Linked DNA regions of Mus musculus: regions 1 and 3 are each linked to region 2. Evidence: chromatin loops called from intact Hi-C (ENCODE). Cell type or tissue: left cerebral cortex. All regions are shown on one strand. Each heading gives the region's core, and the rest is flanking DNA. Links, peaks and the distances in the headings are about the cores only.

The links. Peaks named below come from ENCODE experiments on the same cell type or tissue, not always from the same donor. Only the 100,000 strongest peaks of a DNase experiment are listed, where the experiment ranks them.
Region 1: it touches region 2 in a loop (3-fold over the local background); 6 of 42 quality-filtered maps call a loop at or near these places.
Region 3: a loop joins it to region 2, with 3 times the contacts of the local background. A loop is called at or near these places in 6 of 42 quality-filtered maps.

The regions. Positions count from the first base shown.
Region 1 is chr9:24,535,695-24,541,218 of GRCm38, forward strand. No RefSeq gene overlaps it. Among named protein-coding and RNA genes, the nearest start is that of Dpy19l1, 35 kb to the left of the region's middle. In left cerebral cortex, for the core only: a CTCF peak has its summit at 2,668 (motif pointing right); a DNase peak (open chromatin) is centred at 2,632.
Region 2 is chr9:24,692,796-24,697,795 of GRCm38, forward strand. It overlaps Dpy19l2 (dpy-19-like 2 (C. elegans)), which reads right to left and starts at 3,498. Exons shown (of 22, transcript NM_001166207.1): 1 at 2,987-3,498. The coding sequence starts at 3,368. In left cerebral cortex, for the core only: a CTCF peak has its summit at 2,878; DNase peaks (open chromatin) are centred at 2,897 and 3,429; H3K4me3 peaks cover 831 bases.
Region 3 is chr9:24,542,364-24,547,887 of GRCm38, forward strand. No RefSeq gene overlaps it. Among named protein-coding and RNA genes, the nearest start is that of Dpy19l1, 42 kb to the left of the region's middle. In left cerebral cortex, for the core only: no CTCF peak of the experiment used is centred there; no DNase peak of the experiment used is centred there.

The DNA of each region.
Region 1 (5,524 bases), core at 1-5,000, 160 kb before region 2:
GTGTGATTGCAAGATTGTACAACCACTCTGGAAATCAGTCTGGCGGTTCCTCAGAAAATTGGACATAGTACTACCAGAGGATCCCGCAATACCTCTCCTGGGCATATATCCAGAAGATGTCCCAACCGGTAAGAAGGACACATGCTCCACTATGTCCATAGCAGCCTTATTTATAATAGCCAGAAGCTGGAAAGATCCCAGATGTCCCTCAACAGAGGAATGGATACAAAAAAATGTGGTATATTTACACAATGGAGTACTACTCAGCTATTAAAAAGAATGAATTCACGAAATTCCTAGGCAAATGGTTGGACCTGGAGGGCATCATCCTGAGTGAGGTAACCCAATCACAAAAGAACTCAAATGAAATGTACTCACTGTTAAGTGGATATTAACCCAGAAACTTAGTATAGCGAGATATAAGGTACAATATGTAAAACATATGAAACTGAAGAAGAACGAAGACCAAAGTGTGGACACTTTGCTCATTCTTAGAATTGGAAACAATCACCCATGGAAGGAGTTACAAAGTTTGGAGCTGAGACAAAAGGATGGACCATCTAGAGACTGCCATATCCAGGGATCCATCCCATAATTAGCCTCCAAGCGATGACACCATTGCATACACTAGCAAGCCTTTGTTGCAAGGACGGTGATATAGCTGTCCCTTGTGAGACTAGGCTGGGGCCTAGCAAACACAGAAGTGGATGCTCACAGTCAACTATTGGATGGATCACAGGGCCCCCAAATGGAGGAGCTAGAGAAAGTATCCAAGGAGCTAAAGAGATCTGCAACCCTATTGGAGGAACAACATTATGAACTAACCAGTACCCCGGAGCTCTTGACTCTAGCTGCATATGTATCAAAAGATGACCTAGTCTGCCATCACTGGAAAGAGAGGCCCAGTGGTCAGGCAAACGTTATATGCCCCAGTACAGGGGAATGCCAGGGCCAAAAAATGGGAATGGGTGGGTAGGGGAGTGGGGGGGGGGGGCTTTTGGGATAGCATTGGAAATGTAATTGAAGAAAATACGTAATTAAAAAAAAAAAAGAAAAAAAAAAGAAAATGAAAAGCTTCTTAGGACAAAGAGCAAGGAAAACCCATGTGAAACCACGTTGAGAAAACTGCTACGGACTTCCTGGCCTCTTCTGTCCATCTTCCAGAAGCCTTGAGCATATACTTGGTTTAGTAGCCCTACCAAATGAAATATAATAGCCTTTCTCCAGTGGTGACCTCTCTGTTTATTTCAGGGAACAAACATCTGACCAGTTGTACTTGTCATCTTCCTGTTCCTGGAATTGGTCTCTAGAGGCCAAAAGTGTAGCACAAGAAACAAGTAGGAGTCCAAGTCTTTTCTGGTTACTTCTAGTGATAAAATAGCATCCATGAAATTACTGTGAAATAGAGAGTAAGTGCCTTACGTGTGCACCATGGTTTTAGTGGGTTGTTTGGGTTTTTCTTGAATTTTGTTTTTAAACTCCTTCCTGAATATTTTGTTTTAAAAAAGCCAATGCCAACAAGTGACACAGTAGTCACAAAGTTTTCAGAGCAACAGGCCTTTAGAGATCTCCTAGAGTTGCCAGTGCTATTGGCAAGAACAGACATAAGCTTTTGCAGATAAGCTACTCATCATGGAAGATCTGGTTTCAATAACCATCAATACAGTATTGTAAGATGCATAATTATCATTTCCTTAGCATTTTAAAGCCCCATGTTCTCTCTTCTGCTCAGTTCTGGTTCTTCATGGAAACTTTACACTTGAAGGGATGTAATGGCAAGGCTTTTTACCTTTCTGAAAAGATCCAGAATAACCTGGCCTCAGCTTAGAGGATTGCTTGGGCATACTGAATATGTGTAAAGTTTGTATGTATGTCAAGAAACATGATGCATGAGGGTGTTTTACAAAGGATATAATCTCATATGTACATGAGTCTATATATTTAAACCCTCTAAAACAAGCAAATGACACTGGGAAAAATATTCTGAAGTTGAAGCCTTTTTGTTTTCCTGGAGAGTATTGTAGAAGGAAAGCAACACCCAGAGAAAGTCACTGCATGTTTAGCAGAGGCTGTGGTCAGCACAGTGGCAGAGGTAGGAAAGCTGGGCAGGATCAGACAAAGGCCCCAACATGGATCTTGTAATTATGTTTCCTGCTCTCACTGAGCAAGTCATACAAAGGTCTACTTAGCCTGAAGACCATGCGGATGGAATGGAATCTAGCAGTGGGCAGGCCAGACAACTGTAGTCAGCAACCTTCACTCCTTCCCTTAGGCTGCATACCCCATCCTTGCCATAGATAGCAGGATTAAGGTGTGCGAGCATCTCTCTGATAGGGCTTACAGTGCTTGGTGTACACAGACAGGAGTGGTACAGCTGGCACATGGTAGTTTACTTTTACTTTGCTGTTTGTAGCAACGCTTACTTCCTATGTGGATGAACCAGTTTAAATTCTCACTGGTAGTAGTGGGGAAGATTGAGCGAGGAAACTCTGGAAAGAGAGAGGTGAGGGGCAGAAGAGCCAGTGTTGCTGCTAGCCACTGCAATCTCACAGGTGGAGAAAGAATATTCATGGTTTTGAGTTCTAGTAAAATGTATAGAAATGGTATCTTAATATTTTTCATAAATCCATGGCAAACGTTATATAGTTCACAGCCAGAAGATGGCACTAATGAGATATAAAAGGCTATTTTGTGCATTACAAATTCTTTTGAGGTATCTATTCCTTTCTACTTATTTTTAAAGATATAAAGCTAGCTTTTATAATGTAGTAAATCACTTAAATACAGAGGATAAACTACAGCTATCATTTGAACTGTGATTTTGTTTGGTTTTCACAATATGCAAAGACAATACAGCTAATGCTTATTTAAATATTTCCAGTTAGCTAATTTCAACACCAGTATTTAACTTGTCCTCAAAGTGTATACAATGCTGTGTCCTGTTTGAGTGCTCAGTCTCTGCTGTTCCCAGGGGCCTTTTCTTCACTTAGGAAGGGCATCTCTTAAGTGTAAGGTATCCCTCCTGACAAGGGATTCTATACCTCAGAAAGATTTCTCTCATGTGAGGTCATAAACCAGCAAGGGTGTAAAATGAGCAATGCCCAAGTGGCATCGCATCTGGGTACCAGAGAAATTCATGGAAAACTAGAGTTGGTGAAAATGTAAACCTAGGAAGGGGTGACAGGTCTAATGTCAGAGGAGGAGGAAAGTTTGAATGGTGGAAATCTTAAGGCTATGAGTCAAAATGATAGTACGTTCACATCCATATTCACCAACACATAGGTATATTTTCTTTACCGATTCTTCTGTTGACAAGTACCAAAGTTACTCCATGATAACTATTTTGAATACTGATGTAATAAACATTTGATGCACAAGTATCTCTGTGATGTGCTGATTTAAACATCCTTGCTAAACACTCAGGAGGTAAAAGGTTGAGGCGCACAGTATATCTAGTTTTAGTTTTCTGAGGACCCTCCACAGTAATGCTTACAATGGATGCTCACGGTCACGTTCCATCCGAAATGCTTGAGATGGAATCGCAGTGGAAGGTAAGTTTGCCTTTCCCCGATGGCTACTGAAAATAAGCATGTTTTCATGTTTACTGCTCATTAATAGTTTATCTTTTGAGAAATTTGGGTTCATTTCATTAGACCATTTGGTTTTTGAATCCCTTTTGCACTCGAGACATTCTTAGGCAGAGGAGCATCTGGTAAGAGCAGTCTCCTCATCCCTCGGCTTTCCATTCTCTTGTCTCCTTACAGTATGGAAGCTTTTTCATCATCACAAACAAAACAGAATCTTATTCTAAACCTTCTTCATTGAGCCCAGATCTCAAAGTATTCTCCCTGTTCCTACCATGAGCTTTGGAGTTTGCAGTCTTACGTTAAGGTCCTTGGTTCATCTAGAGTTAACTTTGGTGGAAGAAGTGAGATTAAGATCTGGTTTTATTATTTATTTTATTATTTTATATTTCCATTATGCTACATGGGAATATCCTCTTCCTCCAGCTCCATTTGTTGATAAGGCTGTCTTTCTCCAATGCAATTTTTAAATTTATTTTAGAATATTTCTCTCTTCCCTTTCCTACCTCCAACCCTGCCCTCCATATACTTAGGAAGGACATCTCTTAAGTGTAAGGTATCCCCTCCTGACAAGGGATTCTATACGTCAGAAAGATTTCTCTCATGTGAGGTCCTTCAAATTCATAGTCACTCTTTTCATCAATTGTACTTCAAGCATAAATATTTATACATATACATTTCTAAATATAACCTATGCAGTCTGTATAATTTTACTTGAATGTATGTTTTCAGAGCTCACCTTCAGGCACTGGACAACCAACTGTTGTGCTCTTCCCAGGGGAAGACGACCTCTCCTGCTCCTAGCTTTTCTGGATCTCCTATAGTGCTTTGTGTAGGGTTGCGGGCGGCCTCCTGCGATTTTCCTTGTTCACTTTGGCATACCCATTGGTATTGTACTTGCTCATTCAAGATTGGATAGTAATGCTGGTGAGATGTCATGGGTGCAGGCTCTGTCATTACTAAATGACACAATCACACAGCAAACTCCCTGATCCTCCAGCTCTTAAAATCATTCCACCTCTGTCAGAACAATTTAAAAAGTAATATTTTTTCTTTATCCCAGTTAGCTCCTAAATAAATGAGACAGAGACTCTTTATATTTATTTAACTAGTTTTACAGCACAATAACTGAGCAGTTATTAATCTATTCCAATCCTCTGAGATAATCTAGCTACTTCTCAGCCACAGACACTGAGATATTTGCATTTTAGTATTGATCTAGTTCTCTCCCCAAGGTGTGTTTCTAGGGTGTCTCCTGGATCTTTTTCTCAAGGTGAATCCTCGATTCTTTCCCCATCCCCTTCCTGGGATCAGAAGTCCAGCCTTATTCTTTCTTCTGCTCAGCCATTGGTTGATCAGCTCTTAATGACAAACCAGAAAATAAGTTGTGAACAATATTTACCCAACATTGAGATTCTTAGAATAATCATTACAATGCCATGTATGGATTTCAATCAGATATTGGAACGGAGAAATCAGCATTTGAATAATACAAAAAGCATCTTTACACGGTGCACGAGAGGTTATCTTTACATACCTCCTGTCTTGTGATGTTCACTGAGTAATTACAGGAATGTTTTGTAGATGTATCCATTTTGATTGGTTGTGGTTTTTCTGTCAGTGGTCTCTCTTTATTGCAAAGATAAGTTTCCTTCCCGGATGAGGGGTAAAGACCACACTTATTTGTGGGCATAAGGACAAATGTTTCTGGATTGTTATTAGAAACTGTGCTGTTTTGATAAAATGATGGTTGTAGATTCTTCCCCGATAACCATGGGTTCACTAGCACTGAGTAGTGAGCTAGAGTTCCAGAACCAGGTATGGTTTCCCTCTTGCTGATAAGGTGTTAGGTACAATTATAAATCTGTTGATTACTCCCAAGGTATGTGTGTCACTTCTTGTACTCTTGGAGTTCTTGCGCCATGCTGCATGTTGATGTA
Region 2 (5,000 bases), core at 1-5,000:
TGATTTTGATCCTGTCCTTGCTGTCATGGAAAGGTTACCTCACTCAGCTATTGCAGAACTCCCACAGAGACTTTGTAGTAGGACTCAAAGTCTTACCCTATGGCTGCCCCAAGATCACTTGACAAGATACTTCAATACAACCTTCCTAAAATACCTTTTAAAAAAAGCTATTCATCTGGGCTAACAGAATAAATGCAAAACAACCCAATGCAGAAACATAAAATTGTCATGTTGAAATCCCTAACACAACTCCTCTTTGCCTATATAACTGGGATATGCTGGGCTCATCTTAAATTCCTCTCAGATTTGCTTAAATCAGCATGGGCAAAGTATAACCTATGATCTGTTTTTTTGTAATATCCTCAAACTAAAAATGTTCTTTATATTTTAGAAAGGTTATAAAAACGATGATCAATAGAGACTACGCCATCCCTCACAGAAACCAAATGCAAATGCCCTCTGCACCACTCTGAAATGAAACCCTCACCTGAACAAAACTGTTCTGAGATGAAGTTTATACAATAATGACAGAGGTTGTTCTATTTGACTATATCTATTTCTTCTTCCCCAGTCTTGATATATACTGGGAAATATTTAAAACTACATTTTAAAATAAAAAGATGGAGGAAATGGCTTGAGGGTATGACAGAGTCCTGCAAGCCTGAGGACCTAAGTTCAGATCCCCCGGACCCATGTGACAAAGCCAGGTGTGGCTACATATTCTATAAACCAAGTTTAGGAGGCCATGACAAGCAGATTCTGAAAGGTTGCTGGTCAGTTAACCTAGACAGAATGATTATATTTCATTGGGGAACCTATCTCAAGCAAGTGAGATAGAGAGTGACAGAAAATCACAGCCTGGCTGAGTAGTGTGCATACCCCATAGTCACGTGCATGAGCAAGTGCACACGCACACACAGCCAAATCTGTGACCAATCCATCTATCATTCTAAAGATCCTCAAAACCTGTTGCTGTCTCTCATCACCTTCTGGACCACCTCCCACCCAAGGTCTATTTATGTATAGCTCAGCTTTCCTTTCCCACTTGTCTATTCAAGTTAACCTTAAAAAGTTGCCCACTTTTAAGTATCTGATATCTTCCTTTTTCCTTTCTGTTTAGTGGTGCTTAGCTTGGGAATCTCTCCTTGCAGTCCAATGCTTCTGCTTTCGCTTAGAAGTGAATGATGCTCAATCCACAATCCCCACTCCCTTCCTGCCTCTGCTGCTCCTCCTCAGTCTCCCTGGCTGCCCTCTTCATCAGTGTCTTCTACCCATTCCCGTGCCACTGTCATTGAGAGCGTGGAAGCCTGCTCCTAGTACGAATTATCCATCTATTCTTTCTCAGCCCATCTCCAGTCCACAGTAGACACTTCAACCCTCACACTCTCAAACGCACACTCTGATCAAGCAGCCTTCCAAGGTTGAAAGACTCATTGCCAACATCACTTAGCTACCAAGTGCCATGGACGGTTCTCATTAACGTGAACAAATCATGTCTTAAATATATATATATATATATATATATATATATATATATAATGCTATTTTTATATAAAGTGCACATTTTATGTTATAGTAGCTCATTAAAAAGTTTCAAAGAGAACAGCCTTCCCAGGGAATAGCACACCACCTGGTTATCTGGTATCAAATGGTTAGCTCTGAAAACATATGCATCCAAGTAACATTATATGGACTGAGAAGGTTGTATTTATGGACTTAGGTATCAGTGTGTGTGTAACATTTAAAGAAGGAGGAGAGTAAGGGAAATGCATGAGAGGGTGAGGGAAGAAGAAGGGGAGGATAGAAATGATGTGATTTTATTAAAATCTAGGATTAAAACGTAATTTAAAAAGAAAGAAAAGAATCCATGCCTTCACACGGAATGAGTTCAAATCCCTCACACCCAGTTCTGAGCTGGACTGCTCCCCACAGCCTCCTCCTTCTACTAGACTTTGTTCTTACACCATGCTGTCTTACTGTTAGGACCTGGATCCTGCCCTTCTGTAAGCATCACACACACATCCCCCACTTAACAGCCCCACACATCCAAACACTAGCCCTTTCCTAAAACTCAGGTTCTATCCTTTTCTAAAAGTCCTCTCTGATACAGCATCTTACATCCACTCTAAAGTATTAACTGTCTCTCCTGAACATTCACTCAGTAATGTGAGCTATTATTTCACTAGCCGCTCAGGGGTAACTCCTGCGTGTAACTCTTGGAACACTGGAACTTGGACTTGGGAAAACAATCCATGTTGATTGTGGACTTGGCGTGGGTCTGCTGGCATAAACATCAGATGGAAATCTAAATATGAATTTCAACTCTTCCTTAATTACTGCTGTTAGCACTTCAATGTGGCAACTCATCTTATTTTTACATCAGCATTCAAATAGGTCAGGATGGGAGGAGGTGACAACAACTTGAATTGAAGTGTTTATATCAGCAGCTAGGCTCAAATACCAGACAACAGCAATATTTGAGTTACAGTAGAAAGCTACAGAAAATTAGAGGAATAAATGGAAGAAGTGCGAAGCCCCCTCCCCCACCCTGAGTTGCTCAGCAGGATGGAAATAAGTGCCTGTCAGCAGGTTTAACATATCTACCCTCCTCCTTCCTCCACTATTGGTGATCTCAGCTAAGGACCTTTTATTTCAAAAAACGAAGAAACCTAATTCCATCCAGATAGTAGACAACCTCTTCTACGCTCTGATTAGGATAACTTTTTGTTGGCGTGTAGGTGACCACTAAGTTGGAAAATCTCGCAAAAAAAAAAAAAAAAAAAAAAAAAAAAAAAAAAAGTTTAAAACAAGAACTAGAAGTCTGAGAATTCCTGGCATGCAATTCTCAGATCTCGCCACCAACTCATCCAACAATCCAAACACTAGTGGACCAAATCTCCAAGACCCAAACAAACCCTTCAAGTCTCTACGCTGGGAGAAAAACCCTGCACAGCCTCGGCTGGAACACTGAGCAGACTCGGCTCACCTAGGCCAAAGAGGGTCCTGTGGGAGAACCGATGCATCTGCAGTGCCTGCACCTTTTCGCGAAAGTGGTCCAGGAGAGTGAAGAGGAATTGGAAGCGGTTAAGAAGAAGGAGCTTGGCGACCTCTTCCAGCTGAAAGTAATTTTGTGCGTTCAGACTTTGGATCCTCCGCGCCGCGTAGTTGCGAGCACCCGAGGGCAGTTTCCTGCCGCCTAGGAGGAAATGCTGCAGCAACGACCACTTCGTTCTCTCCTGGGGCGCGCTTCGCTCCTGCTGGGGCTCCATGGTCGCTGCGCTCCACCTCCTCCTCGCCTGCCCCGTGCAGGAGGATTGTGGCCTGTCGGAGCTCCCTTCCCTGAGCTTACTCCTTGTCGGCCCCACCATCTTCTCATAGCCCGTGATCAGGTGGATGGAGCTGGATCACCGCTGGGCAATGTCCGGGGGGCGGACACACCACCAGGCAGCCTCAACGACCAGCCACCGTTGCGGGCAGCCTCGTCGTCATGGCGACCGTGAAACAAGGATGGCGAGCGTGCAGTCTAGGCAATCTTGCGCTGTCCACGTGCAGCCCAGCCCGCGCGCCCCTGAGCAGGACTTGCAAGAGGTGTAGCCTTCCCCAGGGTCTGGGCGTTGGAGTTCGCCTAGGTTTTCCCCTACAGGACAGAGCTCTTTGGTTAAGTAACATTGTTCTAACAAAATCGCTCAGTTTCTGGCCAGAAGGACGGTTGAGCTCAGAGTGTTCAACAACTCCTAAACAAGAAGCCGCCCTGAACCAAAGAAAGCCAGTCCTGACCTTGCATTCTCTATAGAGGACTATAAAGGCCACCACCACGTTCCAGGTCTTATGTCAGTCTGTTTGGCTGCAGTAAACCCCATTTTGGTTTAGGACTTCTTGAGCTCCCTAACACCCACAATCGCCTTGCCTACCTTGCCTATCTCTGAACACAGATCTTCCCGTTGTTGCAAGTGAGACCCACATCAGGAACCCCGCCCCCCTTCCTGCCCTTCCCTTCCTCCCTCACCCTCCACAAATCCATGCCTCCCCATGGTTTGTCCAGCCGTTTCTTCTGCCTTCTACTCCTGGCCCGTTTTTCTAGTCCGCATTATTTGAGAGCTCACTGGAAGTTCTATTCATCTGCTCCCTGATCTAAATAAACACATGTGAAACAAGTAAGTGCTGTTGCTATCAATTTGTTGTTTTGTAAGATTTTTCTCAAGCGGCATTTCTGCATTCCTGGCACTGTTTGCTGTTTAAGATGTTTTATTCTTCAGTGCATACGAAACAGAAGACCACAAATAGGGTGCTTTGCTCACATTTTGAACAGGTTGTACATTTTGTTTGCCCATCTTTGAGTTTAAAATACATGGTATTGGTGTTTGGCAAACACACACACACACAAAATGTACAATTGAGACATCTTAACTCTGTAGTCCAGATTGATCTCAAACTCCTTCCTTTCTCAGCCTCTCTATCCTAGGATTATAAGTTTTGGCACCATATTCACTTGGCAGAACTCTATTCTTAAATGAATACACAGTGTCTAAATGGAAATCTTATCTTTAGTGTAAGCATTTTAATTCTGTATTTTGTAGCAATCAAGGAAGCATGGGGATTACTGCCACACCCACTCCAGTGAAGTCTGTGTGGCAAGCCCAAAAGCATGGACGCAGCCCTGGGGCAAAAAGTTTCACAGAAACTTAGTCTCCTGGAGTCTTGGCATCCCATAGCATGAATGCTCCAAACTTGTCCTTGCGTTAGTCAGTGCATGGACAGTGCACTTTCTTTCAGTATTGTTTTATTATAGGTGTCTCCAAGCAATGATTTGTCAGATACCTTAAGTTAGATTAAACTTTGCTTCCTGGCTTTCACCAATGTCCTAGGCAGCCCTTCAGCCCACCCTGGGCTTGGAATTTTATAAGAATGTTACCTATTCCGATGAATTGCCTCTAGTATTGAAAGAGAGATAGTAGAAGAAATCAGGTATTACTATCTACTACATAGAGTTAGAAATTTCA
Region 3 (5,524 bases), core at 1-5,000, 150 kb before region 2:
AGGAGCCCAGTCAGAAAGAGAAAAAAGCTCATTAAAGCTATATATGTGTATTTATATACAGGACTATGCATATTACCGATGTTTTGATAGCTAATAGTATGATTCCCTGTGGATATTCAGGCATCCTTATTGTTACTTTATCTTGCTTCTTTTTGTTTTACTTCCTACCCACTTCCTAGAGTCCTCTCTTCACCATCTCCCTTATCAGATCACTTGTCACCAGTCACTACCCTCTTTTTTGCTTCCCAAACACCTATTCTAGCAATAGTCTTGTTTTACTTTCCTGAGTTTTATAGTTAATACAGGCTGTGTCATCACATCTGAAGATATGGAGATGGGAGCCTCAAATGAAACAGGACACATGGAGTTTGTGTTTCTGAGTCGAGGTGACCTCATGCAACACGATCTGTTCCAGATCGTTTGCCTCTATGATTTTATTTTTCTTTACAGCTGAATATATTCCATAGTTCATATGTACCACACTTTTGTTATCCATTCCTCTGTTGAAGGACATTTAGGTTGTTTTCATTTCCTAGCTCTTGTGAATAGAGTATAAATGAACACAGCCGAGCAAGTATCTGTGAAGTAGGGTGCTGAGTTCTTTGGGCGCATAGTTACATTTTCAGCTTTATGAGAATTCCCCAAATGGATTTCTGTGGCTGCACCGATTTGCAATACCACTGTTAGTCCCCCAGCATTTGTTGTCAGTTGTTTTGTTGATCTTTGCCATTCCGGCTGGGGTAACATGAAATATCAAAGTTGTTTTGATTTCCATTTCACCAATTACTAGGGTTGATGATTTTGGGGAGAAGACATTTCTTAAACACATCTTTCTTCTTTTGAGAATTATCTATTCAGATCCTAGGCTCATTTTTCTAATGACTCTCTCTCTCTCTCTCTGTCTCTCTCTCTGTCTGTCTCTCTCTCATTCTTTGTATATTCTAAATATTAATCCTCTTTCAAACTCTGTTTGATATATATCAGACAAAGTTTCTATTCTTTGCAGAAGTGTTTGTTTTATGGTCTCCTCTTGTCAGTTGTTAACTTCAATTCTTGGGTAAATTGTTTCCTAATTGATTTTCTTTTTCATTAATTTCTTTCTTTATTCACTTTATATCCAGGTCACAGCACTCTTCTCCCTCTTCTCCTCCCAGTCCCACTCTCATAAGTCCCTCCCCCACCATTACTCTGTACCCTTCTCCTCAAAGAAGGTGAAGTCCCCTTTGGGCACCACCCACCCATTAAGTTGCTGCAGGACTAAGTACATCCTCTCCTACTGAGATCCACTCAGGCAGTCCAGTTAGGGGGAAGGGGTCTAATGGCAAGCAACTAAGTGTGAGACAGCCTCTGCTCCAATTGTTTGGGGACCCATATGAAGAAAAAACTACACATCTGCTACAATATGTAGGAGCCATAGGTCCAACCCCTGCATGCTTGTTGGTTGGTGGTTCAGTCTCTGTGAGCCCCTAGAGTTATTTGACACTGTAGGTCTTCTTGTGGTGTCCTTGACCACTCCATCTACTTCGATCCTAACCCTACTCTTCCACAAGACTTCTCTAGTTTCTCCTGATGTTTGGCTGTGGGACTCTGCACCAGTTTCCATCAGCTGCTGGATGAAGCCTCTCAGGAGACAATTATGCTAGGCTCCTCTCTGCAAGCATAGCAGAATATTTTTAGCAATGTCAGGGATTGGCTCTCTCACATAGCATGGGTCTCAAGTTAGCTGAGGATAATGTTTAGGAATAAAATTGTCTATATCTTCAAAGAGACTAAAGGGAAGTTTTTTTGTTTGGTTTGGTTTTTTTAGAATTATTTTTAGATTTAGGATATGTAGTACTCTGATGTTTTAGGTATAACAGTGTCACGGTGTTATCAAATTTAATTCCTTGCTAATGAACAGAACTGTAAAGGGCTTTCCTTGTCTTGCCATTCCCTCTTCCCAGCACACTGGTGCATCTCACATGATTTAGTCGTGCTCTTCTACCCATAGCATTGAATATTTTTAACTGAGTCATATCCTATTTATTTTCTAGCTAATCCAAGGCTGTTTTTGGTGGTGTGGAACAATTATTTTGAAATTTCTGACATCTAAAATCTGTGGTGTTTCAGACCATGTAAGTATATTCTGCTTAAAAAGGCCACCAACAGATTTGGAAAGGATCTTTACCTATCCTAAATCAGATAGGGGACTAATATCCAATATATATAAAGAACTCAAGAAGGTGTAATCCAGAAAATCAAATAACCCCATTAAAAATGGGGCTCAGAGCTAAACAAAGAATTCTCACCTGAGGAATACCGAATGGCTGAGAAACACCTGAAAAAAAAATGCTCAGCATCCTTAATCATCAGAGAAATGCAAATCAAAACAACACTGAGATTCCATCTCACACTAGTCAGAATGGCTAAGATCAAAAATTCAGGTAACAGCAGATGCTGGTGAGGATGTGGAGAAAGAGGAATACTCCTCCATTGTTGGTGGGACTGCAAGCTTGTACAACCACACTGGAAATCAGTCTGGCGGTTCCTCAGAAAATTGGACATAGTACTACTGGAGGATCCCGCAATACCTCTCCTGGGCATATATCCAGAAGATGTCCCAACCGGTAAGAAGGACACATGCTCCACTATGTTCATAGCAGCCTTATTTATAATAGCCAGAAGCTGGAAAGAACTCAGATGTCCCTCAACAGAGGAATGGATACAGAAAATGTAGAACATTTACACAATGGAGTACTACTCAGCTATTAAAAAGAATGAATTTATGAAATTCCTAGGCAAATGGTTGGACCTGGAGGGCATCATCCTAAGTGAGGTAACACAATCACAATAAAACTCCAATGATATGTACTCACTGATAAGTGGATATTAGCCCAGAAACTTAGTATACCCGAGATAAAAGAGACAATTTGTGAAACACATGAAACTGAAGAAGAACGAAGACCAAAGTGTGGACACTTTGCTCCTTCTTAGAATTGGAAATAACCACCCATGGAAGGAGTTACAGAGACAAAGTTTGGAGCAGAGACAAAAGGATGGACCATCTAGAGACTGCCATATCCAGGGATCCATCCCATAATCAGTCTCCAAACGCTGACACCATTGCATACACTAGCAAGATTTTGCTGAAAGGTCCCTGACATAGCTGTCTCTTGTGAGACTATGCCAGGGCCTAGCAAACACTAGAGTGGATGCTCACAGTCAGCTATTGGATGGATCACAGGGCCCCCAATGGAGGAGCTAGAGAAAGTACCCAAGGAGTTAAAGGGATCTGCAACCCTATAAGTGGAACAACATTATGAACTAACCAGTACTCCAGAGTTCTTGTCTCTAGCTGCATATGTATCAAAAGATGGCCTAGTCGGCCATCAGTGGAAAGAGAGGCCCATTGGACTTGCAAACTTTATATGCCTTAGTACAGGGGAACGCCAGGGCCAAAAAGTGGGAGTGGGTGGGTAGGGGAGTGGGGGGATATGGGGGACTTTGGGATAGCATTGGAAATGTAAATGAGGAAAATACCTAATAAAAAATATTAAAAAAGAAAAAAATGACTGGCTTTATATCTCTTAAAATCTGGTAGAATTCTGCTGTAAATTTATCTTCTCCTGAACTTTTTTTAATGCTGGATGGTTTTAAAATTATTATTATTCCATAATAATATTATTATGGGTCTATTTAGGTTGTTGACTTCTCCTTGGCTTATTTTTGGTCTTTAATTGAACCTATATATTTATCCATTTCTTTTAGTTTTAATAGCTTAATGGAGTACAATTTATTAAACTCTGATATTCTGAGTTCCTTTGGTGACTGTTCTTATTCTATTATTTGGAGCCCTCTCTTTTTTTTTTTTTTTTTTTTTTTGGTTAGTTTGGCAAAGGGTCTGCCAATTTCATTAAAGCCATTTTATTCAATGATTCTTTGTATTGTTTTGTTTATTTTTACTTAATTTCTGCTCTGTTTGCTGACTGGGTTTAGATTTTGCTTGTTCTTATTTTTCCAGATTTTGAGTTACAACATTAAGTAATTTATTTGGCCTTTTCTTTTTGTTTATTTGTTTATGTAGACACTTATACTATAAATTTCTTAATTTCTTTCATACAACTGCTATCAATGTATACAAAGGTTTTGTCATCTTGTTGTAATTTTCTTTTGTCTTGAGTAAATTTTTATCTTTTTATTTCTTCTACTCATTCATCAGTGAACCATGAGTTGTTTAATCTCCGAGAGTTTCTGTATTTGCTAGATTAGTTTGCTGTTGATTTTACATTTTATTGAACTGTAGTCAGAAAATCAGAGTTGTTTCAATCTTTTCAAATTTGAAATGATTTGGATTTTGAGTCACAGTATGTATGTGCTGCTGAGTAGAACGTGTATCATTTGGTGTTTGATTCTATAGGGAATCTTTTAGATTCATTTTGATGTATGGCATCAAATTATTCTGATGTTTCTCTATTTATTTTTTGTTCAGATGACCCGTCTTTTGGAGAAAGTGGAATATGACAATCACCTTGTATTAATGTGTTGATACTAATCTATGTCTTTAAATCTAATAATGCAATAATACACTTTTTAGTGACACTTCATGCACCAAAGTTTAGTTTATATATTTTTTAGGAAAGTAATATCTTCTTGGGTGACTGATCTTTTGATTAGAATTAATTTAGTATGATTTCTATTTTGTCAGCTTCTAGGATAATGACACCTGATATCTTCCTGGTCCCATTTGATTGGAGTACTTTCATTTATCCGTTTACTCTACCATGGTACCTATCTTTAAACGAAACAGTGTTTCTTGGAGGCAACAGATAATATGCATTTTTGTTTCTTGATCAAATCAGTCAGTCTTTGTCTTTTGATTAGACAATTGAAGCCATTTATACTTAAGGGTAAGGTTTAAATGTGTGTGTAAACTTCAAACATGTTGTTAAATTTGGCATCATTTTTTGTTTTCTTAGTGTCATTTTGTGCCTTAATAATTAGGTCTTGATATTTCTTTCCAAAAATCTTGTCTGTGCTCACTCCTCTTTTAAGTGTAAAATATTGCTTTGTGTATTTTTTTAGGTGTTTTGGTTTGGTATTGTATGTAACATTTTTAGACTGTTTAAATCATGCTAAATTTTTCCTTCTCTTTCAATTATGGCAGATAGTTTTGCAGGGCATATTAGTCTAAATTAGTTGTCATTGTATTTTTTTATTTAAAATGTATTTATTTGTTCCAGGCTCTTCTAGAGTTCAAATTTTCCATTGATAAAAGATCAGCTGTTATGCTGGTGGTTTTCCCTTCATAATGTTACTTGTGGATTTTGTGTGTGTGTGTGTCTGTGTCCTTTAATATATATATATTATACTTAGTGTTATATATACTTAGTGTTTTAAACTATGATATGTTGTGGGGGTTTTCTTTCTAGTCTGGTCTGTTTGGTTTCCTGTGTGCTTCTTGTATGTGTATGGGCATGCTTTTCCTTACTTTTAGGAAGTTTTCTTCTGTGACCTTGTTGAATATCTGATCCATGTCATTGAGTTG